7 separate regions of the Mus musculus genome follow, and all the other regions are linked to region 5. A link is a loop called in an ENCODE intact Hi-C map of the cell type or tissue named here. Cell type or tissue: left cerebral cortex. All regions are shown on one strand.

Region 1 (4,000 bases), 1.4 Mb after region 5:
TAACGAATCAATGTTTAAAACTGTGTAAAACACAAAACAAGACAAAGCAACCACTGGTCACCCCGAGCTTCAACTCTAAAACCTTTGTTAACTGCGACTTCCCCAACACTCCACAGTCTCTCGAGCCTTTCGCCATTTCACTGATGAAAACGATGATTTCTAGTGAGTACCGGACAAAAATCCACTTTATTCTAAGCATCTGCTTCTAAATGGAGACAGTTATGTCTTCACTGCCAGTGGACTTTCAAGTAGAGAGTTTGGGGGCTTTGCAATTCTTCATTTACAACAGAACCACTTACTGCTACGTAGGAATTTCTACCCTTGTTTCCCCGGTGGTAATTTTGTTTCCATAGGTTGCAAAATGCTTTAGCTAAGAAATGGGGGCTTATATTTTATTTTTTACGCATGTGCATGTGAGCTTGTGCACGCATGTTCGTGCACAGAGGCTACTGCCAAGAAAACTGAAGCCTACAGCTTAAGTATATACACAAAAGGTGCTGGCTAAACCACCAGGCATTCCAGATTTCCCTAAGAGGAAACGCTTCGATGCCAGAGGCTCCTGTGTGAATGCCGGGGCTGTGACTTACATGGAATTCCCCAGAACACAAAAATATGCTGTGGTTTAATTGGTGAATCTAGTGGATTTTTTTTTTCAGACTTCTTAGCTTTGGCAGTGAGTTGGAGACTGGCTTTGTTTCACAGGTATGAAAACAAGAAGTTAATAGTATCCAGGAGTGAAGAGATTAGAGCCTATTGCAAAGCCCTGGCTAGACGCAGGCAACCTGCTTCATTCAAATCCGTCTTTGTTATACAGCAAGTTCAGCAATGTTCCTGCCCGCTGCTTCTTAGATTCAGGAATCACACCATATTCTAGTAGTTAAACACATTATTCATCTCGACACTCAAAGGCACTCAGCAAGTTAAACAAATTTGAATTATAAAATAGTTTGTGTTGGATGGGTTTTTTTTTAATTTTTTCTTTCTTTTTTAAAAAATCATCTTAATATTACTGGATTTTTTGGGGGGTGGGATAGGTGGGGGTGGTGGTGAAAAAAAATCACCTTATTGTGGAAAATCCTTAAGCCTGTGTTTTATCCTCTGCTTCAGCCCCTTTCAGCTTTCTGCCACCTCGATTTGTGATTTCTCTGTGAATACATTACAACTCACTGAATAATAATCACTAAAAAAACATAAATGTGGGATTGAGGTTCATCTTAATTAGAGGTGAAAAAAAAATCTCTTTGTTAACAAGCTACCTAGATTTCTTCTTGCAAATGTACTTTTCCCTCCATATGTAGATGTGAATTATGCTAAATTCCTGCGGAGAACAAACATCACCCACAAGTTCCGAGCAACTGCCGCGTTCAGCAGGTTTTCAAGGGAACACCTTTCTTTGATCGTGTCTGCTAACCAGCTATATTTCTTAATCTTCCTAAGTGCCAAGGCCTAATCACTTTAACTCCTTTTCATCATTTGCTAAATCAGCACGCCTGCTTTTCTTGGGTAAACTGCTCCCTCTCGTGGTCAAGAACTGAGATGCAGCACTCATACAATAACTGCAAAAATTCCTTGGTTAACAGCTGAAGGGAGAGATCACTTCAAAGTAGGTGAACCAATTCAACATGGAAGTTTCACCTTTTAACAAAGGAAGCAATGTCAAAGACCAAAAAAAAAAAAAAGAAAGAAAGAAAGAAGGAAGGAATACCCATTTGGATCTAAAAACAAGCAAGATAATTACCTCCCTCCACTGCTGACGGCTTCGCCTCCTCTTTGATAAGTTACTAGAATATTATGAAAAAAAAGAGAGAGAGAGAAAGAGAACAATTAATAGACATGCTTATATAGCGGGAGCCATTAAATTCATGAACATCTTTCTAAATGCCATTCAATTTCCCTTCCTATCTAGAGGCTTTATAAAAAACCACTGCAAGATGTCACAGATTTTTGCTCTAGGAATGTTATAGAAGATGATTTTTAGAATAACCATACATCATTTTTAATTTCTCAGTGTCTCTCAATATGATTGCAAGGAGCAAAACTAAAAACTCCAGGACACTGTTACTAAATGGAACTAATTCTGATGTGCACCTGTAAGGATTTGTTCAGACTTTTTCACGAGATTAGATAGTTCTATGACTTCTGTATGTATAACTTTAAATTTTCAGGGAAAGAGACATGGCTAGATTGTCTTCCCAGACGAAAGCACAGACACATGCTCAAATAAACCCTCTTTGCACACACAAAGACTTAAGCCAAGTTGTGACAACTAACATGACCTGTTTTATACGTGGCTTACGATTTTATACGTGGCTTATGAAAACCCCTCGGGTATTGTGTTTCTATCAGACATTATATCTCCATCACACATGAATGAAAAAAAATCTTAATTTTCATTTTTTGCCAGAACAAAAAAACGAATTATAAATAGTTAGGCAAGGAGTTAAGAAGATTAGCTTTCCTGTAAATACAGACACATTTTTCTAAGAAGAAATGTGTTTTTAAAAGCTGCCAAGTTTCTGAGACTTAGAAAAACTCTAAACTGGAAGTCTGCTCGGGAGAGATAACTGTGTCCAGGGATCGCAGGAACTGGATTAAGGCGGAGGACACATAACTAAGGGACATCTTTGACTGCAGGTGATGGGAGAGGAGCGCCCATTCTGAAAGACACGGAATGGGCACATGTTGAAGACTCTGACTTGTTGGAAATGAGGTTTCACGTCTCACGTGGGATGGCGATTTTGGGGGTACCTCCGAGAATACTAATTCTATGGACAGAGAGTTACAAAGGACAAAAACTGTTCTGCTGCTGGAAAACGTGGAGGTTTGAGTCCAGGGGAGACCGATGCACTGCCCGGCGTTATCTAATCAGTCAGATGATTAGCGCATTCAATCATGCTGGGAGGTGAGGGGGAATGTGGTAGGAAAGGTGTGTTTGTTTAACAGGGACCCATGCACACAGGACTAAGATGCAATGTGGCATGCAGAATATGGGCCTGCATTCATTCAGTAGGTGAAAAAAGCAGCACCAACCATGTCTAGTTCAAATGCATGCCCGGCGGGAGTGAAGGAGATTGGGTGTTCTACTACGTGTGCGTGTCCTTTCCCCGAGTTCCAGCTCAGAACGAACTGGAACCAGCCACACAGCAGCACACCACACATGCCAAACTAACACACGGAAGGAAGAGGTTAAGTGCATACAGGTACCTGTTGGCGTGAAGGTAAAGGACGGGACTGAAAAATCAAAACAAAATATAAACTAGTTATTAAGCTGACGAGAGAAGGGGAACATATCACATTAGTATAAATCAAGCAGACAGCTGAACATAAAACAAATGTAAATAACCAAGCCGGTAGGTCTGACACGCTGATATATGAACAGCACCAATCTGAAGCCTTACCAAAAAAAAAAAAAAAAATGAAGCTTGTCTCTACAGGTACCATTCTGAAGTGTCTGACATTCTCACACTCTCAGGAGGGGGACTGTCTGGGTTAGCCCGCGGATGACCTTGCATTTAGTAACCTAGAGTCTGCCCACGGCCTTAGTGCAAACAGGGATTCTCTGCTGTTAATCATTTCTAAACACTGGGTGATGGATTCTTAAACAAGTATTATCAGGGTTCTGCTGGAACCTTATCTAGACATCTAAAAGTAAATGCTTATTAAGTGGAATAATAGCGGCGGGAGGCGAAGTGTGCTCCTTACTGGAAGGGAGAGAGGGAGGGGAGGGAAAGGAGAGCTAGAGAGACAGAGACAGAGAGACAGAGACAGAGACACACAGAGAGACACGGAGAGACAGAGACACACAGAGAGACAGAGAGAGAGACAAAGAGAGACAGAGACACACAGAGAGACACGGAGAGACAGAAATACACAGAGAGACAGAGAGAGAGACAAAGAGAGACAGAGACACACAGAGAGACAGAGAGAGACACAGAGAGAGAGACACACACACAGACACACACAGAGACACACAGAGAAACAGAATATGAATATCATAAAA
Region 2 (4,000 bases), 180 kb after region 5:
CATTTTCTGCTGCTTTTTTTGGGGGGGAGGGGGCGGGGGGAAGGAAGGTTGATGTTTAAGCGTGTAACTAGCTTAAATAGGAATACTCTTTTTCTAACAATAACTGTGCTAGTATCAACCTACCAAGGGATGAATCATATACATGTGGTTTTATATATATATATATATGATTGCATACATTTATATAGTCACAGTTTTAATGGAACTACAATATATTTTTTTAAATGAACATAACCTTGGCATAGGTATTGTAGATGAATCTTGCTATTATTTACTTATTAAATTAGAAACTTAGTGAACCAACAGCTCTGATATGTAAAGATGCATTATGGTCCTTTTAATTAGTAAGGCACTAGACTAACTGGGATATTCATTTCAAACTTCTACTATTAAACCATACTTTAGGGCTATTTTTCTCTACTGACTATTAAGAAGTAAGTTAAATTTGTAAGATTCTAAATAGTTTACTTTCTGTTTCTGTGATAAATACAATAACCAAACCCAACTTGAGAAGGAAGTGGTTCGTTTCATCATCCTACAGGTCATAGGTCATCCTTGAGGGAAGTCAGGACCGGGACTCTTGCAGGGCAAGGATATGAAGGCAGTAAATGAAGCAGAGAGCGTGCAGGAACACTGTATCCTGACTTGCTCTCTTCTATTCCGCTATGTTTCAGACACAGCCTAGGCACCACTACCCTGCCAAGAGATGGTTCTGTCCAAAGTAGGCTGGGAATTCTGCCATCAATCAGCAAGCTAGAAAATTTCTCACAGATATGGACAGCAGCCTCTGTGATTTGAGCAAGTCTCTTGTCCCAGATGACTACAGTTTGTGTAAAATTGACAATTAAAACTAACCAGTTAATAATGCCGTGCTATTAATAAATTCAAAGAGTAATTAAAATATAGTCAGATAGCTCCTGCACTTAACACTTGAAATTTCCTATTGAATAAAAGAAAAGACAAAAATCAACCTTATTGTTAATGAGTTTGTACTTTCTTGGGAACAAATGATATTATCACAAAATTTTCCTTGTATGTGACATCTGAAGCTGTGTGTGTGTGTGTATGTGTGTGTTGGTAGGTAAGGATAGAGAAGATGATTATAGGAAATTTCATCCTGAGGTTTTATGACCACATACACAATAAAGCATAGTTTATGGCTGTGCTTGGCTCAGTCCTGTATTATATGAAAGTGTCTTTTACAAGAGGAGAAGGTTTAAACAGGTAAGTATTGGGTACTGTTTCTAAGAGAGTTCTAATCATTGGGTGTTATTGATTTTGCATTTTGGGAACCCAGCTGATTTTTTTTACACTCAACAATGACCATTTTCCTTTCTTTTCTCCTGAAACTCCAAGGAACTATTTTAAGTCTCCCAAAATGTTCTAAGGCTATTAAGAAACAATATTTTTGGTAGGCAGTGAAATTAATTTAAACAAATACTTTAGAGAGAATGTACTCTTTGATTATAGCTGAGCTTCATCTGAGTTTATATAAGCTATCTCCTGAGAGGATATATTTTTCTGTCAAAGACATAGGCAGATTTATCTGTCATTTGATTTAAATGCTTATTTGATTCCTAAACACTTTACTACATAACTCATCATTGACAACCAATACAAGGGTGTGTTGGACCATGCTATGTTTAAAGGAAAATGTAAGGTAAATTCTTCAGAGGAAAAAGTAGGTAGGAACACTTTTAAAACATTTCACTTTCACAAAGAAAGGTATTTATTAGTTAGTGTTCATCTACCAAGTTATAAAACATTCCAAATAAACCATGATCTCCAGTTCAAATCTGTAAGTTTCCCATGCTGAGAAATGCTGTATTTATCTTAAACTTATCAATATGGATCCTGGTTTGGAATTAGGTGGTCCTATTCTCAAGAGCAGCTTGGAAGAGCTCCCAAGCTTTGAGACTCATCATTATTCTTGGAAGTGGCATGAGTGGGTTGTCATGGAGCTGTTGGAGAGATTGGCATTCTATTTTTGCCTTAAGAGAAATAAGATAGTCTTAGTCTTGTAATCATTTAGAATTATGTTGTGCTGTAGGTAGATGTTGCTTCATCCTTGTCCACTATATACATAGGTTTTATATGTTCATTGAGAGTGACTGGGATTTCCATATTTTCATCTCAAATAAGAGATCAAACGCCATCCCCTTCAATTATTTATTCAAAAATCCATTTGATGTCTTTCTCTCACTTTAAGGTCTGAATGGACTGCTCTACCAGCCACAACCCTGGTTCCCTTGGATCCTTGGATGAAAGACACACACACATTACCATATTTTTAATAGGCTGGGCACTTCTAAGCCTCCCAGAGCTAACCTGTCCTTACTTTCACTTTCAACTCTTACACCTCTAAATCTGCCTATTAGTTGTGTTTCTAACCTCCAGCCTGCTACCCCAGACCCAGTCAGGGAAGTGGAGATGGCCACTCCACTAGAGATCTCACATAGCTGATGGCTCACTCTCACTCTAAATCCTCTCTTCTCCTCCTGTGTCTACTAGCCTGCCTGTGGGAACCTGGAAGTCCCGCCTCTTCTGCCCAGCCATTGGCCACTAGCACCTATATTGATTGATCAAGAACCAACTGTGGAACAGGGCCTTCAGGTTTCACACACAGATTCCTGATCAGAGCTTCAGAACCACACCCCTATAGAAAGTTGTATTATTTAATTTTTACTATATTGAAAAATTTTATACTGAGGGAGGGTTATAAATATTTGAAATGTAAACCTACTATACACTTATCAGTCCATATTTATATGTACATATTTTGAAGTTAATTTCAACAAAATTATTCATTTATTTCTGTTAGAAATTATTTTTACTCTATATGCATGATGTGAGTGGTATGTTTGCTTGTGAGCATTCGTCTATGTGTGTATGTGTATGTGTGTGTGTGTGTGTGTGTGTGTGTGTGTGTGTGTGTGTGTGTGTGTGTGTGAGTATGAATGCAGATATGTGTATGCCAGGGCATGTGTGTGGTCTATATGTGGATGTTAGAGAACAACATTTGAGTTTCACCTTGCATCATGAATTTCTGTATCAAACTCAGAAGTAGGCTTATGTGGCAGGCAGTTTCGCCTGACGAGCCATCTCAACACCCCTAAAAGTCTTTCTTTTATCATAGAAAATTGAGAGTAGCTGATATGCATTTTATTATTTATAGGGCTCTATTTCTAACATCAGAAAGAAAGCAGTAGTCAACCGTCAAGCTATCAACTGTGAAGTGGAAGGTCATTCCCAGTGTCACTTTGGGGGCTCTGACAGAAGGTACTAGGGCTTAAGGTTATCCTACATAGGTTGACATGTCTCAAAGACAACGACAAAACTGTACAAGAAAAGTTTAAGCTTCACATACTAATACAAATGTACAATGTTTCCTTAACATTAATTTATCATAAACTTGGCCATTATTGCCAGCCCTGGGGATGCAGACACAGGAATATCTCTGTGAGTTTAAAGCCAGACTATTTTGTAGTAGGTGGTAAGCCAGTCTGGAGTATGTGTGTACTGAGACCCTATCTTAAAGTTCATAACTCTTTTTTAACTTCAGTCTCAGCGGATCCGCCATCTTCACACAGACATACATTCAGGCAAAAGACCACTGCACATAAAACGAAAACAAATAAGTCATTTAAAACTTAAAATAAAATTAATTTAGCAAACTATGGTATATCCATATCATAACCATGAAAAGATATTAAAAGAGCTATAAAAACATAGTATGAAACTTAATTTCACATCATAATTAAGTAAAATATGCTGACCAGGAAAAGCTAAATAGGCTCGACGTTGGCTGTTCAGAGCAGCTTAAGACATCCCTGACTTACAGTTCTCAGTGATCTCAACTTTATGGCATTCTTGAAAAGCAAAACTATAGAGACAGCAAAAAGATCAGTGGCTGTCATGGGTTGGATGAGAGTAGGAAAAAGTAGGAGGAACCCCGAGTGATTTTTTTTTTAACAGGGTAAAACTCTTCTGCATAATACTA
Region 3 (4,000 bases), 1.3 Mb after region 5:
GGTGGGCACAGGGGATTGCTTCCAAAAATCAATGCTCAAGGCCATTGTAAAGAAAGCCAAAGTACTTGCACATATGCATATGCAGGTCTGTGAACACTTGCTCTATAGATCACTGACTCTCTGATCACTCCTAGTACCACATAGATGCAATGTTAAGGAGCTGTATTGTTGAATAATGGCAAGATAAACAATTTTCTGACTTCTTCATTACCATGCAATCCTTTCTTCCAGATTCTTTTCTCTTCAGGGTGCTTTTACCCAGAGATCCTGAAACTGGGCAGAGGGGCCAAGTGTGAACGAGCATGGGAAGGTCTTCAGAAAGAGCACCCTGGAAAGACGAATTATTAGACTCATTCTGAGTCTTATCAGCCTGAAATTATATCTTTGGACATGTATTTATGAATACAGTCTACCTTGTGTAGGTAAAATTTATACCTCAAAGGAGGCAATCATTTCAGTTTAACATTATCCAACCAAAAGTAATTGTACCTGTGCTTAACAAGAAAGGAATTTTCTTCTGGTTATCATTCCCTAAACAATATAACCACTATTTACATACTTTCTACTATAGTTGATAGTATGTATCATTTAGAAATGACTTGAAGTATATTAGTAGCTATGCATGCAAACCTCTGGTCTTTGGAACCACTCCTCCTAGTGTCTGAGGAACGTTTCATCCTGTCAGTGAACTACTGTGATTTTGGTGTGTGTATGTGTGTGTGTGTGTGGGTGTGTGTGTGTGTGTTTGCGTTTATAAGGTAGCTCTTGTCCGTGTCTTTTATTTAATGACTTTGTGCAATTCAGGCATGAAACTGATCCCGGTTCTAAGATGAACACTTTCTAGTAGTCACTACAGCTGCCAGCTGCCCTTCCACCAGCTCTCAATCCCCTGCTTATCCTTCAAGCAAGTCTGGCGGTGAAGGCTATATATAGTAGGAATAAGATACCTTGAATGTTTCGCTGCAGGTTAGAAAAAGCTTTTCCAGGGTACAGGCCTGTGACTAAAATGATCTTGGAGAAGGCTAAGACTTAGGCACCTAAAGTCTGTGTGATATGGATAAGCAAGAAAGAAGCCCTGAGAAATGGTGTGGGGCCTCAGATTTCCTGTAATAGCAGGTAAGGTTGTTAGGCCCCACAGTCCTTGCTTGAAACCTAAACAGGTACAGCAACTCACCCTCAGGATCAATCCATTACTGAATTAGAAATACGACTGAATTTAGCAACAAATTTGTGCCAACATTACTTCTAGCAGCAGTAGGTTTTCAGCGGCAGATTGGCACCGTGACAGAGTCCATAATTTTCACAGTATGTGTTTCATAATTTGTCATGCACACTCTGATTGCCTGGCATATTGGCAGAGTCCACAGTGCTCTCTAAATGTCACCAGGCGCATTTGAGGATTTGTCATGCACGGTCTGAGCAAGTGACACAACACAGCGGAGTGGCCAGGTTCAGAGCTGATTTTTTTTTTTTTTTCTGCTCTCCCTGGTAAGCGGATGCTCTCGAGCTCAGCCACCAGTGACGAGGGCCTAGTGGGGGATGCACAGCCCGTCTCTTGGAGCTGCTGATTTTTAATTCTATGTCAAGTGATCGTATGGACGCTGCCAGGGGAAAATACTATTACGCGGCAGGTGCGACACACTGTACACTGCATTTCTTGCCCGATAATATTCTTTTCAAATCCTCTCTTGTAGTACACTTAACAGGTTTTTTTTTTTCATGCAAGCACAAAAAGCATCTAAGAAATTAGGGGAAAGGAATAAGGGAGGAGTGTGTGTGAAGAGAGGGGAGAGAAAGATATGCTACAGGAAATTGTTCAGTAAAGAGATCAAAGACAAGATGCCAGTGCTGATCTGAACAGAAATGGAGAGTGGTGTTGGCATTCAAGAATCCTGACTTAAACATCCTAATACCTGATTCCTGGAGGAACAGCTCCTGAGTTTAGGCAAATCAACCATTCTTTCTTGGCCTCAATTAATTGAGTTGGTTGGATGGGAACACCTCTAAGGGAGCTTTCATGTCCATACATCCCATTGTTCTAAGGCCGGCGCCTGAGTTTATTAATATCGTTCTGTCGCCTGACTCCTTTGCCTGCAGTGATTGTGTGAGACTTTCCAGTGTTTAGTAAAAGCTTCAAGAGCTACATCTGCTGGAAGCCTTTCATTGTCAGGGATCCCAGCCATCGTCTTACCACTTTTAGTCACTGTCTTTTAGGAGACGAAAGGAAATTAGTCTTATTTTATGCACGTGGGTTCCCTGGACGCACCTGTTACCATGAAATCTGTTTGATGATAAATAACTCACATATGCTCAAGAGCATTGTCTTGACATGTGCAGGAGAAACCTGCAGACATATGTTAAAAAAAAACAAAACAGGATCTCTGGCTTCACTTCTGCTGGTGGATTGGTGAACCTAGAGAAGTGCTCTGAGCCAACAAAGACCGTTTAAGTGGGAAGAAAAACTAAGATTGGAAGCGTTCCCATTTTCAAAGATCTACCATCAAACTCACACCTGCCCAGTTTCCAAATACACACATGTAAAAGCACACACACACATGCACATGCTCACACTCACATGTACAAACATACCACAAACACCATTTATAACATATGCCTATTAGCCAAGCGGGAACATGTTAAGTAAAACTATATTCAACATGTGAGACATTACAAAATTACTATATGGAAAAAAATCCTGAAGATAAAAGTCATCTGTGTAAGATCTATAGCTTTACCAGAACATTGGCTTCATTCTGAAATACCTATTTATAATTAGCCCTTGTTAAACTGTTATTTATATGACTGGGACAAGGAAGACAAGCAGCACCCCTCTCTGAGGTTTAGGGAAAATACACTCTTTAGCTCCTAACACATTTGCATGAACAATTCACTGCTATTCACACACATTGCCGACTTCCTGCTCTTAACCCAGTGATCCCTGAACCCTCACATGCTCAGATCTCACCAGAGTCCACAAAATTAAGTGAAGATAGGAGTTGGTCCAAACTTGAGTGTGTGATAAAAATATAGCATGTTGGGAGTTGCCATGCGGCCCCAAGGTTAAAGTTATTAACCACCAGGACCTGAGTTTGTATAGCAAATACTCACTTGAAAGCCTAGTGTGGTGTCACACAGATTTGTATCTCAAGTGCTGTGGGTTGGTGTAGACAGAGAGACAGACAGATTCCTAAAGCCACATCCCAGCCAGTTTGCCTGAATGATACATATCAAATTCAGTGATGGAGCATGTCTCAAAAAATAAGATGAGAGACATTGACGAAGATGACAGATGTCAACCTTTGGCCTCTGCATGAACATATGCAGACTGACACACCTCTCAAACTCACAAGGGAACCTACATTTAAATACCACACACACGCAAATGCACAGACATGAACACACAAACTTTGATGTCTTCTGTTCCAGACAGTTTTGTATGAAGATCTATATTGGAGTCTATAACCTTTTGTTACATTTGAATATACAAAACTGATTTCTCTTGATCATCGTTCAATCTTGTTATTCTAATATATACTTATATTCCATTTTCCCAAATATCTTTTTCACATTATAGACCAAAGTAGAAAACCGTATGCCTTTCATAGAATTACAGTTGAATATATATACAGCTAGTGAACTTCTCATAAATGATACTGATCATAAGGCACTCAGGAAAATATTTTATCTCCGTTTTGTACAAACAACGAAGACCCATTCTCTGAGATCCAGGTGATACGTGCAGAAACACCTATGCAGTCTGTAGTTTTACATGGTTAGTCATACAGAACTGTCCATCCTGTGGACAAATGTCTATTTGTAAGCAAGCATCTTTGTAGTTATATCATAAAGATCATTTCACCCACTAAAGGAGATGTTTATCTTTAGTTGTTTAGTTGTTCTAAATACACACACACACACACACACACACACACACACACACACAGACTAAATGCCTTGCTCACTTTATGAAATTGAAGTTTTTACTTGACCCAAAGCATTC
Region 4 (4,000 bases), 360 kb after region 5:
GTAAACTCTAATGCCTTCAGTTCGGACTAACAAGGTGGGAGGAGAGATATGACCTCTTTGGATCATGAATAAAACAGTGCGATATTTACTTGACAAGACTCTGCTGCTCACTTTATTCAAATGGACAGATGCAGCAAGAGGGGAGAATGGAATCCTGAACTTTGAGTTTAAACATGTTGCTTATGTACATTTGAAACTTAAAGTCGTATTTAAATAACTCTATTATCTCTCTTTTCTCCTTTTCCTTTTCTTCTCTTTCTCCCCCTCTCCCCATGGCAACTCCCCTGGCCTAACTCCTTGGTGCAGTGAACTTATTAGAGAGCAACTTCCCAATAAACTGGCTATATATATATATATATATATATATATATATATATATATGAAGAGAAACAAAAAAGAAAACAATTGAATTATATTTTTATAAATATACATAATTGATAGTTGATTCTCTCAAAATGTTTGCTTGCTGTAGTCACAAGGTATATGAAAGGTACTGCAGAGCAGTAGAGAAAACTGTAAAAGTGATGGGCACACACAATAGCCAACAACCACCTGCAAGCAGCCTTTCTGGCATCTACATGTTCTATGCTTTGGCAGAAGAGTTGAGGCTCATGAAATAGAAACTAGGCTGAAATTCGTATCAGACAGATGGCCACTTGTAATTACTCCATCAATGTAAATTCCATTAAAAAAAAACTAGTGTGTTTACTTCCCTGTTTATTTATTTATTTATTCCCAAATCCACATCTTAGAAAAGTAAAAGGCCCCATCAGAAGTGCCAAAAAAATTGGTCTGTCCTCTGGGGACCATATTGAGTAGCCTTATTTGATGATCATATCATCTGCGTAGTTATAGATTTTTCAATTAAATGCACTCTTATCTTCTAGCTCAGAGCAATGGGTATCGTTGGTGGACTCAGTCCTTTTTCTAGAAGTACTCAGACACACTCACTCAGGGAAAACAGATATATTAATGGGGTGTAAATCTTGCTCTGAAGTAATGTGAACTCCCAACAAATTTTCCTTAATATAGATGCTTCCTAAATGCTATCTTTCTCTCAACATAATGTAGTTTGCATAACTTTCAAGTTTTCATTTTTTTAAAGAGTTTTCTGTGAATCTGGGGACCTTAATACCCCATGAACAATTTTGGGGACTCAAGTTCTTTAAGGGAGAAAAGAAGAACTGATTAAACATTAATTAGCATCAAGCCACAACTTCCTCATAAGCTAATGGGTAGGGTATGCAGATCCTTTTCAAATATCAGATGCAAGGCTTTCCAAAACTAAGGCTTCCAAGTGTTGATGGTGTGCCAAGTGCTGGCTCCTTCACAGCAAAGCAAAGGAAATGATTGCCAGAGACAGGCCTGGAGTCTGCCGTGGTCAGATGTCACCAGTTTGCAGTGCCACATGTGATCCAAGAGTTTATGAATGATCTCAACACTTGGTCCCCAAGGAGAACATATGCATTACAGAGGTTACGGATACAAATTACAGAGAGCGCAATGTTTCCATGCAACTTCTAAGAATCCTTCAGCAGATTTTAAACATTAATGGAAAACATTAAAGAAGACTTGGCACTCTGAGCAAGACTCCAAATTATACTGTGGGTGAGGACAGAGCAGAGCTAAAAAAAGGATGGAAGAATAAAGACTTGGCTAAGGAGCTTGGCGCTGGCCATCCCTCTTGCGTGAATTGTGTGTTTTGTGTATTTTATTCCCAACAGAATTCCGGGCTTCACAAAGTGCTATGACTTGAAAATGAGCAAGTCACAGGGCATCCTTGTTTATTCAACACGCTCCAGTTCATACTGCTGCTTATCTGCATCATTTGCTGAGGGAAATTTGCTTATACAAAGCGTGTTTCGGGAGGGGTGGGGTGGGGGTCTGGAATTGTCAGCTTGCTGCAGGGGTGCCAGGGTGTCAGCTTGCACAGCAGCACGAGGATGTTTCCCCACTGAGCAATTTCTTTCCCATTTCCCTTCTGTGCATGAGAAACCACTTATAATTTGTCCCCCAGATATAAGATTGTGTTCTGTATATAGCTGGTAGCTGATCTGTCCTTTCTAATCATACATTGTGTGATCTGTCCTCTCTAATCATACATTATGCATCTGTAGTGAATATAATAAAATATTTTTAAGGACAATTACTTTGAAGATTTGATTTTAATACAGTAAAGGATAAGAAAAAGAAAGAATGTGTTCGTTGTGTTATCAGTGGGTAGCTTTTGGTTGCAAAAGCAAACTGGCTTTAATATGAAGGAAACTTAACTTGAAAACCAGGGACTTGGTGCTGTGTCTAGGGTTGATCTGCCCAAGCACACCACAGAGCAGAAGTATCTTCCCAGCTCTTGCACCAGCTTCATCAAAACCTGGAGCTTCCCTGAGATCCTAGCAGGGCTGCCAGGAATGACCATGTAGAAAAAGGATGCTTTCATTATAGATGTAATGGAAATGCAGCACTTCGTTAATGTTGGAAATAATCCTGACCGATTCTACTGTTGATGCTTGGTAGGAGATGGTGGTGGTAGGGTAAGGGAGGGCCTGTGCCTGATTTTACAGATGGCCATCTCCTCTGTATTTGTATACGAGTCTGAGACTCACAATTCTGTACACCTATCAAAGTTGCTATTTTTTTTGGTTCTTGCATGAAAGTATACAACCTGCTAAACACCTCAATGTGCCTGGCTTTCCTGTTAGACAAGGTGAGGAATGAAAACAGATGCTGCCCCTTAAATCCAAGCAACTCAAGTTTTTCTTCAAATTGCCATTTTAAAACTAAATTGAAAACATTGTGGCTTACACCAAATAATAAAAAGATTGCAATATAAGACTTGAGATTTAAGGTTCAATCAACCAATGAATAATATCTGATTAATTTTTTTTGTGTGTGTGTGTGGCCCCTCAAGAAGGAAGCTTTGGAAAAATACCGTCTCTAGATTAAGTATATAGAAGAAGAATTTTCTTATGAACGGTTAGGAAACTGGCAACCGCAGAGCAGTTACATGCATGAGAACTGAATAAGCCAAAGCCAGAGAACAAAGTGGCAGCTTAGAGACAAAAGACGTTTAAAGCATTAATGAAAATTAGTAATTAGTTGTTTCTGTGTAACTAGGGTAGAAGAGTTATGGACACATTTATTGCAAGGTTTGAGATATAATTAGAAACATAGTTCTAAGCAACACCAGCATTGTATTAAGGAGAGAATTTTAGTTCAACCTTGTGGTAGTTTGAATAAATTAACCCTATAGACTCATGCATTTGAATGCTCAGTCACCAAGGAGAAAACTGTCTGAAACGATTAGAAGGTTCAGAAGGTATGACCTCATTAGAGGAAGTGTATCCATGGGAGTGGGCTTTTAAAATGCTCACACTGTAAGACTCCGGGGAGCCTTAGCTTACCAGGGACCCCCTGAGTGGAACATGCGGAGCCAGGGTCCTTGCAAAAAGCAAGAGGAACGTATTGTTCCAGTGTACTGGGGTCTTCCCAGACCCAAAGGAGAGGCAGCGACCCCCAGCACCATTTCAGCAAGTTCTTATATGGTTTCCAGGGGCAGTACAGAGCATCAGCAACTAGGCACAATATGATTGGCAGAACAGTGTACCCTTTAAACTGATTGGTCTTTAGGGAATGAGGTGGCAAGGACTTCCCTTGTCTGAAGGTGAGCAGTGGTCAGTCCTGTGGAATGTGTCCCCACCCACAGGTCTATTCCTGCCCTGTGGTCTGAGAAATGCTAATTAGCCTCTCCCTCTTGAAGGGCAAATGTTTCAAGACCTTCCCAAAGTTCCAATGCTGACCTTTTCTCCTTCTCTGCCTTCAGATCAGGATGTTATGGTCTCAGATACTTCTCCTGCACCTATCAATGTGTAGCTGAGTGCTTTCATTTATAAGACTTGTTTCGGTCATGGTATCTCTTCACAGAGGTGAAGCAGTAATGCAGTCAAACCTCTGGAGAGTGAGCAAACAATTGGTACGGCTTTTTTTTTTTTTTTTTTTTTTT
Region 5 (4,000 bases):
TCTTTCTTTCTGTCTGTCTGTCTGTCTGTCTGTATTTCTTTCTTTCTTTCTTCTGTCTTCTTTATTTCTTTCTTTTCTTTTCTTCCTCTTCATATGCTAAAATGGATTTTCCAACTTCTACCACAAGGCTAAGGTTTTAAAGACTTTTGTTTACCTACAAAGGAAGGAACAATATCTAGAACAAATAATCCACCTTTATAATTGGTGTTCACTTAAAGCACATCAAATTCAACTGAAGTATGATTTCTTCAGCACAGATTCTCTGAAATCTTGCAGAAAATAATGCTGTTGCTTCTCTTGGTCTTAATATCATTTACATTAAACTTCTGACTAAGGACCTCTTACTGTTGCTCATTTAATGTGCAAGTTTTGATTATTACCTTAAAATTTCCTTTAACTAGCATTGATATATCATGTTTTCTTTAGGCACATTATATTATCAAAGGAGATATTGGCAAAGCATTCTTCTATGAATCAATTCCAAATTTGTGTTCGAGAAAAAATATAAAATATACACTCCAAAATAACTTTGCTTCAGATTTAATTTCTTAGTAGAAATAATTGCACACAAGAAGGCATCAATACAAAGTCATTGTCCTTTTTTTGTGACTTCTGTAAGGTAGTTGTGAATATAAAATACTGGTGTTTGGCAAAAACTGACTTATTAAATAAAATCATTAACTAAAACTCCTCCGTGGAAGTGATCTTCATACTCTACATGTGAATACATTTCTGTGAAGTAAAATGCAGCAATTTCTACCCTAGGAGACAGGAGGAATTGTTGGGTGGGCCCTCTCCCATCCATTCTCTCTGATTCTCCAAACACACTAGTTCTGACTCCTGAATGATTTTATAGGTTTTTTTTTTTTTTTTTTTTTTTTTTTAGAAATGCTCTTGTAATTGGAAAGTAGTTAAATTAGAAGCCAGAAGAAAACTCCTGAGTGGAATATGCCGGTTCTCTTTTCCCAGATCTTCCTTAACATTGAAAGTCTCATTAGCTTATTTGATTTTTAATTCTTGCAGAATATCATTATGGAACTTGTGTTTGTTAGAAAGGAAACAGTTTTGAACTCAGGAGCAATATAATTTGCTTGAGATTAGAGGAAGTGTTTCTTGGATAGAAGAACAAGACAGATTTTTTTTCCAATACTTGACTTAAAACCTAATACAATGTCCAAGCCAAAGGTTTACATAATCATCAACTATTTTCTAGCATCCTGGCGAGGTAACAGACATTAATCCAGGACACTCTTGGATTTTTCTTTCTCATGGTGTTATCAAACACAGAACTCCTGTCTTCAGGTGGTGCCATTCAACACATAAACTTTCTTTTCTTTCTTTCTTTCTTTCTTTCTTTCTTTCTTTCTTTCTTTCTTTCTTTCTTTCTTTGCATATGATGCTATGCTAATTTTGGAGTCAATACTTGAAGAATTTAGCAGTTTTGAAGTACAATCTTTAGCCAAAAAGGAAAAAAAAAAGGTACTTTCTGTTTTATTTATGAGGATAGAGCGTACTTCAAAACTGCTAGAAATGACTTTTGATGCTTCATGAGAAGTGTGGCTTACTTAAGTTCAGTCCTTTGAGCAACGAGAGTTTTATTGCCATCATGAACAAGCCTCTGGAATGCCAAGAGAACTCTCCTAAGTGCTTGCTTAAATGTCGTTGGCTTTTTTTTTTTTTTTTTTTTTTTTGAGGGAAAAACACTCCATTTCTAATTATAAGCAAAGGAGATCTTAGTTCAATGGAGGCACCAAAACACATCCGACCAAACAAAAGGCTCCTCAAATGTCCTCAAATATCGTTTCTTTCCTAATATTTTCCAGTAGGGGGAACTAAAGACTCGCCAAGCAGAGGCTTGCTTGGCTCAGGGACCTGCGTGAGTTCCTGTCAGGCGCTTTTATAATCACCTGAACAAGCATCAAACAGCTACCAAGCAAAGCTTTTGATCACACGTGGGTCCGGCCACAACGGCCATGTCAGGGCACCTTAGACAGTGGCAGGAATCGGATTGAAAGTGGCCTTCTCTAACTGTGCCCAGCCCTAATAGCATCTATTCGGTAGTTTTTGCTTGGACTGTATTCCCTTTTATCGTGCTTGGGCAGAAATTCCGCTCCAGCTCATGTTAGCCTAGTTGGGTTATCAGCGTTCCTAAATCAGAGGCTGCTTTTCCTAATTCTCTTTTAGAGGTCCTAAAAAGAGCGAAGGCTCTAGAAAACCACTTCCTCAAGTCTTTTGATCCTCGACCTCCTCCATTCCCAGAGTCTTCTGCAGGACTCATTTATCACAAGGTCCCGAATTATAGTCCGTGAGTGTTGAGAGGTCAGGAGGCAACTGAGCAACATTAGCCCGATGCCAGTCCTCCCCCTATTTTCTCTTGGGGATTCCGTAGTTAGCCATAGATCTTGGCTAAAACAAGCTGGCCGAGATTAGAGATACCCCTCCCCTACATCCACATAGTTGGTTTTGTGTGTGGTGCGGTGGGGGGTGGGCAAGTTCACTTACAACCACAGAGGGTGTATGTACACAAAACCTTTCTACTCCAATAGATACTTCTTTCACTCCCCTGCTCTCCCTGTTGGCCAGCTTCTTTCTGGTAAAAGGTGAACTCTGTGTGTGTGTGTGTGTGTGTGTGTATGTGTGTGTGTGTGTGTGTGTGTGTGTGTGTGTGTGTGTGTGTGTGGTGATTTTAACAGGTAATGAGGCTGTGCCCGGGGTCCTGGAAGATCATTTTTTTTTTCTAGAAAAGCTCTTGTGCAGCTCCAGCAGACGGAGCGATGAATAATTAGGAAGGGCTTCCATGAAATCACTCACCGAGAAAATTACCTGCCCATTAAACGGGCCGCGTGAAGAGCAGGAGGCTGGAAGCCCACCTCACCCCTCCAGAGGAGGGAGGGAGGGGGACGCCCAGGAGGCTCCCAGAATGGGAAAGAGTTGATGGCAGTCCTAGCGAGCCCGCAGCGGTTCCACATTGGTTTATTTCTGTCCCCCCAAGACTTATTCGCTTGCCTGGTTACCCTTGCTCCGCGGACCCCGGGGAGGGCTGTCTCCCCCTGCACGGGACAGTGATCGGGTGGAGGTGGAGATCCGCGTACACCCCTCCATCCTTCAACCCCTCCCGGGGATATACTGGGAGCAGCTCTTTCCTCCCCTCCTCTCCTGCTTCCTCGCCTTCCCTCCTCCAAGTCCTTCCAGCCCCCAGCAGCTGCTGGAGGAGGCGGTCGCAGCGCAGCCTCCGCCTCTGAAGCGGTGACTGTCCCGAAAGAGGCTGGAGGCAGCACTACTCCCGGAGGCTGGACCACGCGTGAGCATCCTCAGGGCTCCCAGGTCCGGAGCTCCTAGATCTGGCGGTGCTCGCCAGCAGCAGCTGGACGCTAGATCTCTCCGGGGCGGCCCCTCCCGGGTGGCCGCGGCCTCAGCTCAGCCCCTCCCTCTTCCCTTGCTTCTTCTCCTCGCCCTCCTCCTCGCTCCCTCACCACGTAGGAGTTCCCATTCTCCACCCAAGCCGTCCTGCCTTCCCCTTTTCCTTCCTTTTGGAAACCAGAGACTCCGAGGGAGGCGACCAGGCTGCGGAGGAGAGGGCCGGCTCACAAAGTGCTGCTTTGACACATCCTTAGGATGGAAGTTAAGTGAAAACAGAACCACACAAAACAAAACTCCGCGAAGTGGTGCTGCTACGGAGGAAACCAAGGGGAGAAAAACCCGGTGGGCAGGTCAATGGTTGCTTCGCAGCGCTTTGGCAAGTTTGTGGAACACTTTCTAGGAATTAGGTCTTTTTTGTACCCCCATCATCTTCTTGACTTCCGAAGAAAGAAGTTGTGTTTGGATTGCAATGGAGTCTAAGGAGACAGGGCTAGACGCACGTGAATAGTCCCGCCAGCTGGGCTGAATTTGTGGGAATTTAGAAAGACAGCCTGTGGAAGTGCAACGTCTCTGAAGTCCCCTGGGTTCATTCGGATGGCACCTAACGCGTCCCGTGACAGACCTCTTCACCAACAGCTTC
Region 6 (4,000 bases), 270 kb before region 5:
CTGTGCAATGCTTCACTGGTCTTTTTTGGTCCTCGATCATAGACAGAAAAGCACCAAAGGTCTTCTAATGGTAATACAGCTGATTCTGGCCCCTCTTTCTCTCTGACTGTTGCCAAATTGGTGGAGCCTTGCTCTTTCTGCAGGATCAAGCTGCTGGCACTGATTCTGTTTAGTGTTTGCTATTGAACTGGACTCCTAGTATCCTGACAATAAAGAGTGGAATTGCCTCAAGGACATACAGGTCAACTGTACCATTTTCCTATTAATCTTCTTTTTCCCCTACCTCTGGTTGATGGGCTAGAAGGGCAGTTGAAGCAATTGAAAACTCTAAGTAAAGTTGATCTTTAAAAAAATCTGAGCCTACAAAGACCAGAATCTTCTAGACTATTTTGTAACAATAATGTTGGGAACATGTGGGAGTGTTTTCAATACTTTTAGTACTCATTTTTGAAGATTTTTGTCCCATTCTATACAAAGTGAGTTCTCTAATATCAGAAGAATAAATTGACACGTTTTCTATAAAATTGAGAAAATTTAATTCTTAGAAAGGCACAGAAAACCTGACTTGGAGGGAGTAAAATGTGGTTCTCTATTGAAAGATCTATACCGGTTTGGAGTCAGAAACTTGAAGAAAATAAAGTTGACAGAATTGTTTAACACAAAGCCTCAGAATCTCCACTGGTTTGCATCTGTGTAGAATCAGATAGGGCTGAGATTACACAGAACATATTTTAGAACACAAAGATATGAATAAAGTGGAAAATGATTTGTTAGTAGTGAAGAACTCATTACAGTACCAAACAAAATGTTTACAATTTGATTGTTAATTAAGCAAAATATATCTTACATCTCACTATTGTATTCATATACAGAGATTATTGCAGATGTTATTTATATGTATCACTAAAACAGATTGATAAATATTGCTAAAGTATTAGGTGAAATATTTTTTGAAGGACAGATGGTAGACAAGAAAGAGAGCTTAAAGTTCAGAATTATTTCTTTGTTTCTTTGCTTTTTAGCTCCTTTTGTCACTATTTTCCTTCAGAGAGTAATGGTTAGAAAAGGAAAGATAAAGGCTTTACAATCAAATTTTATGACCCATCTCATTCATAGACCCATAACTTGAAACTTACATCTCATTTTATTATTTTTAACATATCCATAGTTAACACTGAAGAAGCAATAAACAAATAACACATGAAATAAAAAAAATTTCATGATCTTGACTCCAACTGCAAATATATCATAATAAGAAAACACTTTTTATTTTTCTCTCTGTTAATTTGAATTTTATTGAAGGCTTATTTGGACAAAATTCTTTAATTTGGTGGTGGTTTGACATTCTTAAAGCAATTTTTCTTTTCAACATGGCAGTTTCTTGGAGACTTAAGTATATGATACATTGCATATAATTCATAGTAACCATTGCAGGTCATTTACTGAGAAAGATTCAAATGAGAGATAGCTATTTCAGAAGACAGAACTGGTCATGATCATGTATTTCAGCATTTTAATTTATTTTATTGAATTTCCTTTTTCTTGAGTTTATGGCATTAACCAGCAGGGGCTGCTCTTAGCATTGCAGGCAAGCTAAATTTCTGCAGAGTTGAATTATTTAATGTCCTAGCTGTTGGTGTAAGTAAAGTGCTTTCAGGTTGGCGTGCAACTCGTGAAAACACAGCCCTTGTCTTGTTTGGGCTGATTTTGTTGTTTTTCTTTTCCTTGATGCTTTGTCTTCGAGCCTCCAATATCTGCAATCCTCTCCTGTTAATTAAAATACTATTTCCTCCTGTTCATCTCTATAAATATTTTATCAGTACAGATATGATAAAGGAAAGACAATTAGAGACTTTGTGTTCAAAAGATAAAGTATATTTTTAATAGAAACAGTGAGAAGAAAGAGAATAGAATTTCCTTAGCCATTGTCATTTCGAGCAGAGCTGACTCTCTTTAGGGCAGTTCCCACTAATATAGAGAGCAATTTCAGTTTTAAAAACTACAGGATTCTTTGCAGTAGACTATTGAAGAAGCTAGGAGGCTGGCTATGTCAAGTGGCTTCTGAGGGTTTATGTGGAAAGATTCTGAGACATTCTGTGCATTAAGGTCTGCACACAAAGGTGGTGATTGTCACAAGTTAGCTTTACCAAGTGTATTACAGATACCACACTGAAGAGATGAGACCATGACCCCTTCCCAACTCCTAAATTGTACTGAGATTTTTTTTCCCAGCCTTGCTGCTCTGTGTTTTATTTATGCCACAACCTTTTTGGAAAAGCTCCCAATGGTTAAATAAATCATGTCTTATGATAGCTAAGTGTTATAACTAAGAAAGTCTGGTTACTTAGTAATGTTAATATTGTTCTTTTTATTATTTCCAACTAAGAAACATACTGCTGATGAGAGACCATTAAGCCTTTCTGAGTAGCTAAATTATATGTTGGATCAGGTTCCCTTTTCAATAACCCATTCAAGGACATCTCAAGGTTAGTGAGAATAATATATTTGACTTAGTCATATGTAGACTCAGCACTAACTATGGAGTTGAGTCTCTTTCTATTTTACACAGACATACAGATCTAGCATTCTTGTATTATAGCAAATATTATGAGGGTCCCCTAGAGGAACAGAAATGATTATTAAATTGTCATATGCAATGGGTTCTGGATAGTCTATCAATAAATGTCTAACATCAGAGTGGCTGAGGACCAGTAGATGCTCAGTCTTGGAGGCTGGATGTCTCAGCCATATCAATCTGTGGCTAAGGGTAGGATACCCACTACTCTTCCAATTCAAAACTGGAGTAGCTGAATTCTGGTGTCAGTGGAAAAATGCAGCAACAAGAATGTAGATGAAGTTGCCAGCAAACAAAATGGAGACACGAAAGCTTTCTCCTCTTTCCACCTTCTTTTATCTAGGCTGCCTCCAGAAGGCACAGAGCACATTTAAGGGTGCTCTTCTGAATTCAAATAATCTAAATAAATAAAAAAAAACTAATTAAAATCAACCACCAAAAGAAATGTATGCCCAGGTGTTTGCTACTTCACTGTTTCTTCATCTAGTCAAGTTGTCAATCAAGGTCATCACAGGCAGAATAGAAAGTGCAAAGCAGTTTACAAAATTAGGATGCTAATTGGTCCTGTGTGACCAATCTATATTCCATATTATATACATTGTCATTTTTAAGTGGAGATGATGTTGCTCACACTATATACATTTTCTTTACATCATCTTTTCTATACTGTAATCAGGAGGAACTATAAAGTAGTTGTGTGATTAAATAATCCTCAGTATTACCTTAAGAAGTAATTTGATTATGGGTCCCCCCCTTTTTTGAAAGGTTTGCATTATTGATCAATTACAATTCCTTTGTAAGTACAGAGGCAGATGCTTGCAGCCAATCATTGGACTGAGCACATGGTCCCCAATGGAGGAGTTAGAGAAAGAACTGAAGGAGCTGAAGGGGTTTGCAACCCTATAGGAAGAACAACAATATCAACCAACCAGAGCTCCCAGGGTCTAAACCACCAACCAAGGACTACTCATGGAGGGACCCATAGCTCCTGCCCTATATGTAGCAAAGGATAGCCTTATCTGGCATCAGTGGCGGGGGAAGCGGAGGGAGCTTGGTCCTGTGAAGGCTAGATGCCCCAGTGTAGGTGAATTGGAGGGCAAAGAGGTAAGACTGAGTTGGTGGGTGGGGGAACACCCTCATAGAAGTGGGGGGGGGGATGGGCCTTCTGGAGGGGCAACCAGGAAAGGGGATAATATTTGAAATGTAAATAAAGAAAATATCTAGTAAAAAAGGGGAAAAAAAGAATTCCTTTGTAAAGCAGTTTATAAAAATAAGCAAATGAGTACTTACTTTGCATTTAGTATTCATTCATTTATTTAGTGATAAAAACCAGCTTTTCAAATGGCAGGAAAAAAATTAGTTTACATATCAAAAGTTATCTTCTAGTACTTTGCAATGCCATTCAAAATGGTGTGAGTGAAGTTC
Region 7 (4,000 bases), 1.3 Mb after region 5:
CTACCAAGGTCACTACAAAACGTAGTTCAGTTAGTTGTTCACCTGGCTCTTTCGGTTGCTAGGATATATTTCTCCTGCCTCCCATGGCCAACTCAAAAGTCCCATCTCACCCCACAGTCACTTCAGCAACACAATTTGATCCTGATATTTACTCTCATCATCCTCCCCATGGAACCAGGATTACTTTCAATTAGAGAGCCACATGCTTGCAGGAAATTTGAGCCTTTCCTAGGCACAAGAAGCTTGGGTCATTATTTATCCAAGCCAGCACCGTATCCCAGGAACCTCCCGAGATGATAGAATCCATTTCCCACACGCGCTGATCCGTTGTGCAGCCACAGACTGTGCACGACTGCTGAGCCTTTGATGCACAGAATTTTTAATTGTATGTAATTTTAATTTAAGTTTCAAGTTACACGTGACTCGTGACAACATTATTAGATAGCATAGGTTCCAATCAGGGTGTTTCCTTATCACTCTCTAATAATTCATGCCGGAATTGACTTTTTGACAGCTATTTGGCTAGTTAGATACGAGACTGCCAGACTTCTAGAGAAGAGATCAAGAGTGAGTTCTTTCGTTGTTGTGTGAAGAAAAACTTAGAAGCCTTGTGGCCATCATGGGCAAGCCTCAGGGCAAGCACCTGTGCACTGAGGAGGTAGGGGTGGGGGCAGGGGAAAGTCATGTGTGTAGTTCAAATAATAATTAGTGTCTTCTAATATCATCTCAAATAAGCTCTTGGTGGGGAAGCATTATACTCTCCTCATAAACGCATCTGCATATCAACCTCTTCATTTTAAAATATCTCCCTTTGGCATTCCTTCCATATCTCTGGGTTAAAAATTATTCTCAGTAATGACATCTGCTTTTTGTGTCACCACATCATTTGCGTGTGCAAAGTCACCTGCTTTCTGATCTCAATTCCTTTGGCTGTACCTCTGAATATTCTTCCTTCACAAGCCTTCCAGACCCACAGGTAGGTCTCCAGTGGCTTTTGACGATCTGTCCCGAGCCAGTGATTAGCCTCTAGAGAGCAGACCAGTTTGATTTACCTTTGCTTGCTCATGGCTTAGCATTAAGATTATCCTTTTTCCTTCACTATGGTCTACTAATCTAGTCCCTTATATATGAAAAAGTATATAAATAAATGGGGCTGGAGAGATGGTTCAGTGATTAAATGTTCTTTGCGCTTTACGAACTCCATTTATTTACTGTGTTTATTTGTTGTTTGTTTTGTTTTTTGTTTTTTGTTTTTTTGTTTTTTTGGATTGGGGAGTTTGGGGGTCAAGGAAAAAGGCTGAAAACAGAACCACAGAACAAGACGGTTACAGTCTGGGGATCGTTTTCATCCTGCAGTCAAGGCCCATGGAACTTAGCTGACCCTAGACAGCAGCGTCACAGAGGACCAACTGCCGCCATGGAACTTGAGGAGAAATAAGTATATTTTATATGCCACTGCTGAGACAAAATTCTTGAGACTAGAGGCCTCTGGAATAAAGCTTATTCATACATGATAGCTATCAGCCAGAAAGCAAGGGGCCGTTTATGATTGTGGGATAAGCATCTCTTGTCTCCAGCAGCAAGACTGGATTTCAGATGGAGAAAACACCCTCCCTGCCTCCCTCATGTAAAATCCAGGCTCCTTTATGATGACAATCTGAGGAAAGAAGGCACAGTTTACTTACATCACGTGTATACTGGCTTCAGACACTCAGGGTGAGGCTACTTCTGTTGGGCACGGCTTTGGTTCTACAGTGTAGGGCCAAAAGGAGAAACAACTACAGCTCTGGATTGGAGTTTACAAACAGAGGTGGCGCCACCTAGAGGATTGATACAGAATTTCAGTTAGAGAATACATAATAAAGTTTTTTTTTTTTTCTTTTTTCCTTTATCTTGTAGTTTGGTACTAATTATGTTTCCTTCCGTTTTTGGATACTCCTGGGGATAAATATGGGACATCTCAGGAATTTTCTCTTACGACCACTAAGATTTTGGAGACGTTTGCTAATACAACAAAAGCGACATGTTCTAAGATTTTAACTTGCCAATCAAATTTTGGTAAGTCTCATGCTTCCTTCAGATCCATTGAATCATGAGTGCTACAGCATCCTAGCCTATGATGTAAACAAGTATAAGTGTGCATCAGGAAGCAGTGTAACGTTTAGGAAGGAGAACCAGAAAGGGTGAAATTACTACTGAGGAAGGACAGAATGCGTGCGTGCGCGCGCGCACACACACACTCTCGAGTACACGTAAACACACACACACACACACACACACACACACACACACACGAGTACACACAGGCACGCTCACACACAAGTCATCAAAGAGGGTATAACGCTAATTGTTTCCCAAGTTTTAACTTTGTCTTTTTTTTTTTTCTTTCTCTCTGTTTGTAAAATTGCAATCAACAGTGAAGATATAAAGCCCTAATGGATTCAGACCAGTCATTGCAACTGCATCGCGGTTCACTGACCCGAAGAGTTGGAAGATGAGGAGGGTGTTTGGGTGGCTATGTTATCTTAGCTGCATGGTGTTTTATTTGTGAATTCATTACTGTTAAGTGGGGTTTGATGTTTTTCTTTTTTCTCAAAATAAGGTTTCTTTGTGTAACAGCTTCCTCTGTTGACTCTGTAGACCAGGCTAGCCTCGAGATGAGCTTCCCTCTGCCTGGAGTGCTGGAATTAAAGGCATGGATCACCACTGTCTGGCACAATAAAATGATTTTTAAAGTTTTTACACATAATTTGAATTTGCAAGATTCTTTGCAAACAGGCCCAATAAAGACCTTTCTGCCCCTCCCCACTTTCCTGCTTTGACAGTATGGTGTCTGTGGGGATGGATTTGATTTATGAGTCTTTGGGACAATGTAAAGTCGTAGGTTCAACACAATTAAGACAACACAGTCAGCATATTCTTCAGTTGTATGCATTTTACTAATTCCCTGCAAGCGCCAGGCTTAGCACCTTCTGATGTCCTTTCATCCTTTCCCTGGCACAGGCGTGCACCCTTCAGATTGTGACATCAGTTATCTCCCTCCAAACCCTTCTGAGGTTCTTTCTCCATAATTGTGAGATTTATCATGGCAACGTTTTCTGTTTCCTTATCTTTCTTGACCACGGAGAAAAGCAAAATCTTTTAAGAGTTGACCAAGAGTTGAATGAAGCACTGTGGCATTTTAGTAAGGGACCCATCAAATACCCATGGAACGCAAAACTCCACAGAATTAGTCATCCGAAATAATAAATCGTCGTCCCCGCGCCAGCGTTTGCAGACTGCAGCCCTGACCACACACACACACACACACACACACTTCTCCTGTGGCTGCCAATCAAATACAGACATCCTTGTCCAGAACCCAGATGACTCAGCACAAAAAGAACTGCGACCTGTTACTACTGAGCATTTCATCGCAGAGAATGCCCCCCAAAAAGAGAGCTTAAAACGCAGCAAACCTTAGCCCACTGCTAACAGAAATGAGAGCCTCGGAAAGAGATGCCCAAGCGTCCTCTCACAATCTAGGAAACTGATCTACGCGCCCCCTGCTTAGACAACCAATGTTGTTTTTTTTTTCCTCCCCCTCTGTTTCCCTCAAAGTCACTTTCATCTTCCTTTATAAAACTTTCATGGAAAGCTATTGAATGACTTGAGGAACAAGTTCCCCAGCTATAAACAAATACACACAATGTGAATGCAAATCCCCTCTACTCGGTATGGGTCTTTGGGAGGCCATTGCCCCTGGGCAGTTCTGTCCTGCTGGGGTGGAGCCCGCCGTGTGGATGTTTGATTTGCTTTGAAGTCTGACAAGCCACCTTGAAAATGTTTTCCAGAGACCATTGCCCGAGTCTCCGAATTAGTCATTAATACGGTTGGGACAAACTGAAGTGCATATGAACAGCGTTAAACACACACTCCTTTGTTGTGGTTATTATGGTCATTTAAATGAAAGAATCTGAACAGCAGGGGCCTGTTGGGCTGGCTATCTTAATGATTCTTT

The links. A loop is a pair of places that touch in the nucleus more often than their neighbours do. Peaks named below come from ENCODE experiments on the same cell type or tissue, not always from the same donor. Only the 100,000 strongest peaks of a DNase experiment are listed, where the experiment ranks them.
Region 1: it touches region 5 in a loop (13-fold over the local background); 14 of 42 quality-filtered maps call a loop at or near these places.
Region 2: a loop joins it to region 5, with 4 times the contacts of the local background. A loop is called at or near these places in 8 of 42 quality-filtered maps.
Region 3: a loop joins it to region 5, with 5 times the contacts of the local background. A loop is called at or near these places in 14 of 42 quality-filtered maps.
Region 4: a loop joins it to region 5, with 4 times the contacts of the local background. A loop is called at or near these places in 2 of 42 quality-filtered maps.
Region 6: it touches region 5 in a loop (2.7-fold over the local background); 3 of 42 quality-filtered maps call a loop at or near these places.
Region 7: a loop joins it to region 5, with 11 times the contacts of the local background. A loop is called at or near these places in 14 of 42 quality-filtered maps.

What each region holds. Positions count from the first base shown.
Region 1 is chr16:72,992,898-72,996,897 of GRCm38, reverse strand. It overlaps Robo1 (roundabout guidance receptor 1), which reads right to left. Exons shown (of 29, transcript NM_019413.2): 18 at 3,205-3,231; 19 at 1,739-1,781. Among named protein-coding and RNA genes, the nearest start is that of Gm52247, 35 kb to the right of the region's middle. In left cerebral cortex, a CTCF peak has its summit at 1,524 (motif pointing left); a DNase peak (open chromatin) is centred at 1,506.
Region 2 is chr16:74,230,509-74,234,508 of GRCm38, reverse strand. All of the region lies in intron 2 of Robo2 (roundabout guidance receptor 2), which reads left to right. Among named protein-coding and RNA genes, the nearest start is that of Mir691, 110 kb to the left of the region's middle. In left cerebral cortex, no CTCF peak of the experiment used is centred here; DNase peaks (open chromatin) are centred at 692 and 1,933.
Region 3 is chr16:73,103,071-73,107,070 of GRCm38, reverse strand. All of the region lies in intron 3 of 4930500H12Rik (a long non-coding RNA gene), which reads right to left. Among named protein-coding and RNA genes, the nearest start is that of 4930500H12Rik, 33 kb to the right of the region's middle. In left cerebral cortex, no CTCF peak of the experiment used is centred here; DNase peaks (open chromatin) are centred at 785, 1,327 and 2,005.
Region 4 is chr16:74,053,015-74,057,014 of GRCm38, reverse strand. All of the region lies in intron 2 of Robo2 (roundabout guidance receptor 2), which reads left to right. Among named protein-coding and RNA genes, the nearest start is that of Gm22163, 4.0 kb to the left of the region's middle. In left cerebral cortex, no CTCF peak of the experiment used is centred here; DNase peaks (open chromatin) are centred at 1,377 and 1,605.
Region 5 is chr16:74,411,062-74,415,061 of GRCm38, reverse strand. Robo2 (roundabout guidance receptor 2) reads left to right here and starts at 3,237. Exons shown (of 28, transcript NM_175549.5): 1 at 3,237-4,000. In left cerebral cortex, a CTCF peak has its summit at 1,830 (motif pointing right); DNase peaks (open chromatin) are centred at 1,976, 3,292, 3,453 and 3,850; H3K4me3 peaks cover 2,082 bases; H3K27ac peaks cover 1,753 bases.
Region 6 is chr16:74,681,155-74,685,154 of GRCm38, reverse strand. It overlaps a transcript of Robo2 not described here. Among named protein-coding and RNA genes, the nearest start is that of Gm52242, 63 kb to the right of the region's middle. In left cerebral cortex, a CTCF peak has its summit at 1,560; a DNase peak (open chromatin) is centred at 1,601.
Region 7 is chr16:73,096,727-73,100,726 of GRCm38, reverse strand. 4930500H12Rik (a long non-coding RNA gene) reads right to left here. Exons shown (of 4, transcript XR_876153.2): 3 at 1,686-1,820. Among named protein-coding and RNA genes, the nearest start is that of 4930500H12Rik, 26 kb to the right of the region's middle. In left cerebral cortex, a CTCF peak has its summit at 1,823 (motif pointing left); DNase peaks (open chromatin) are centred at 1,786 and 3,277.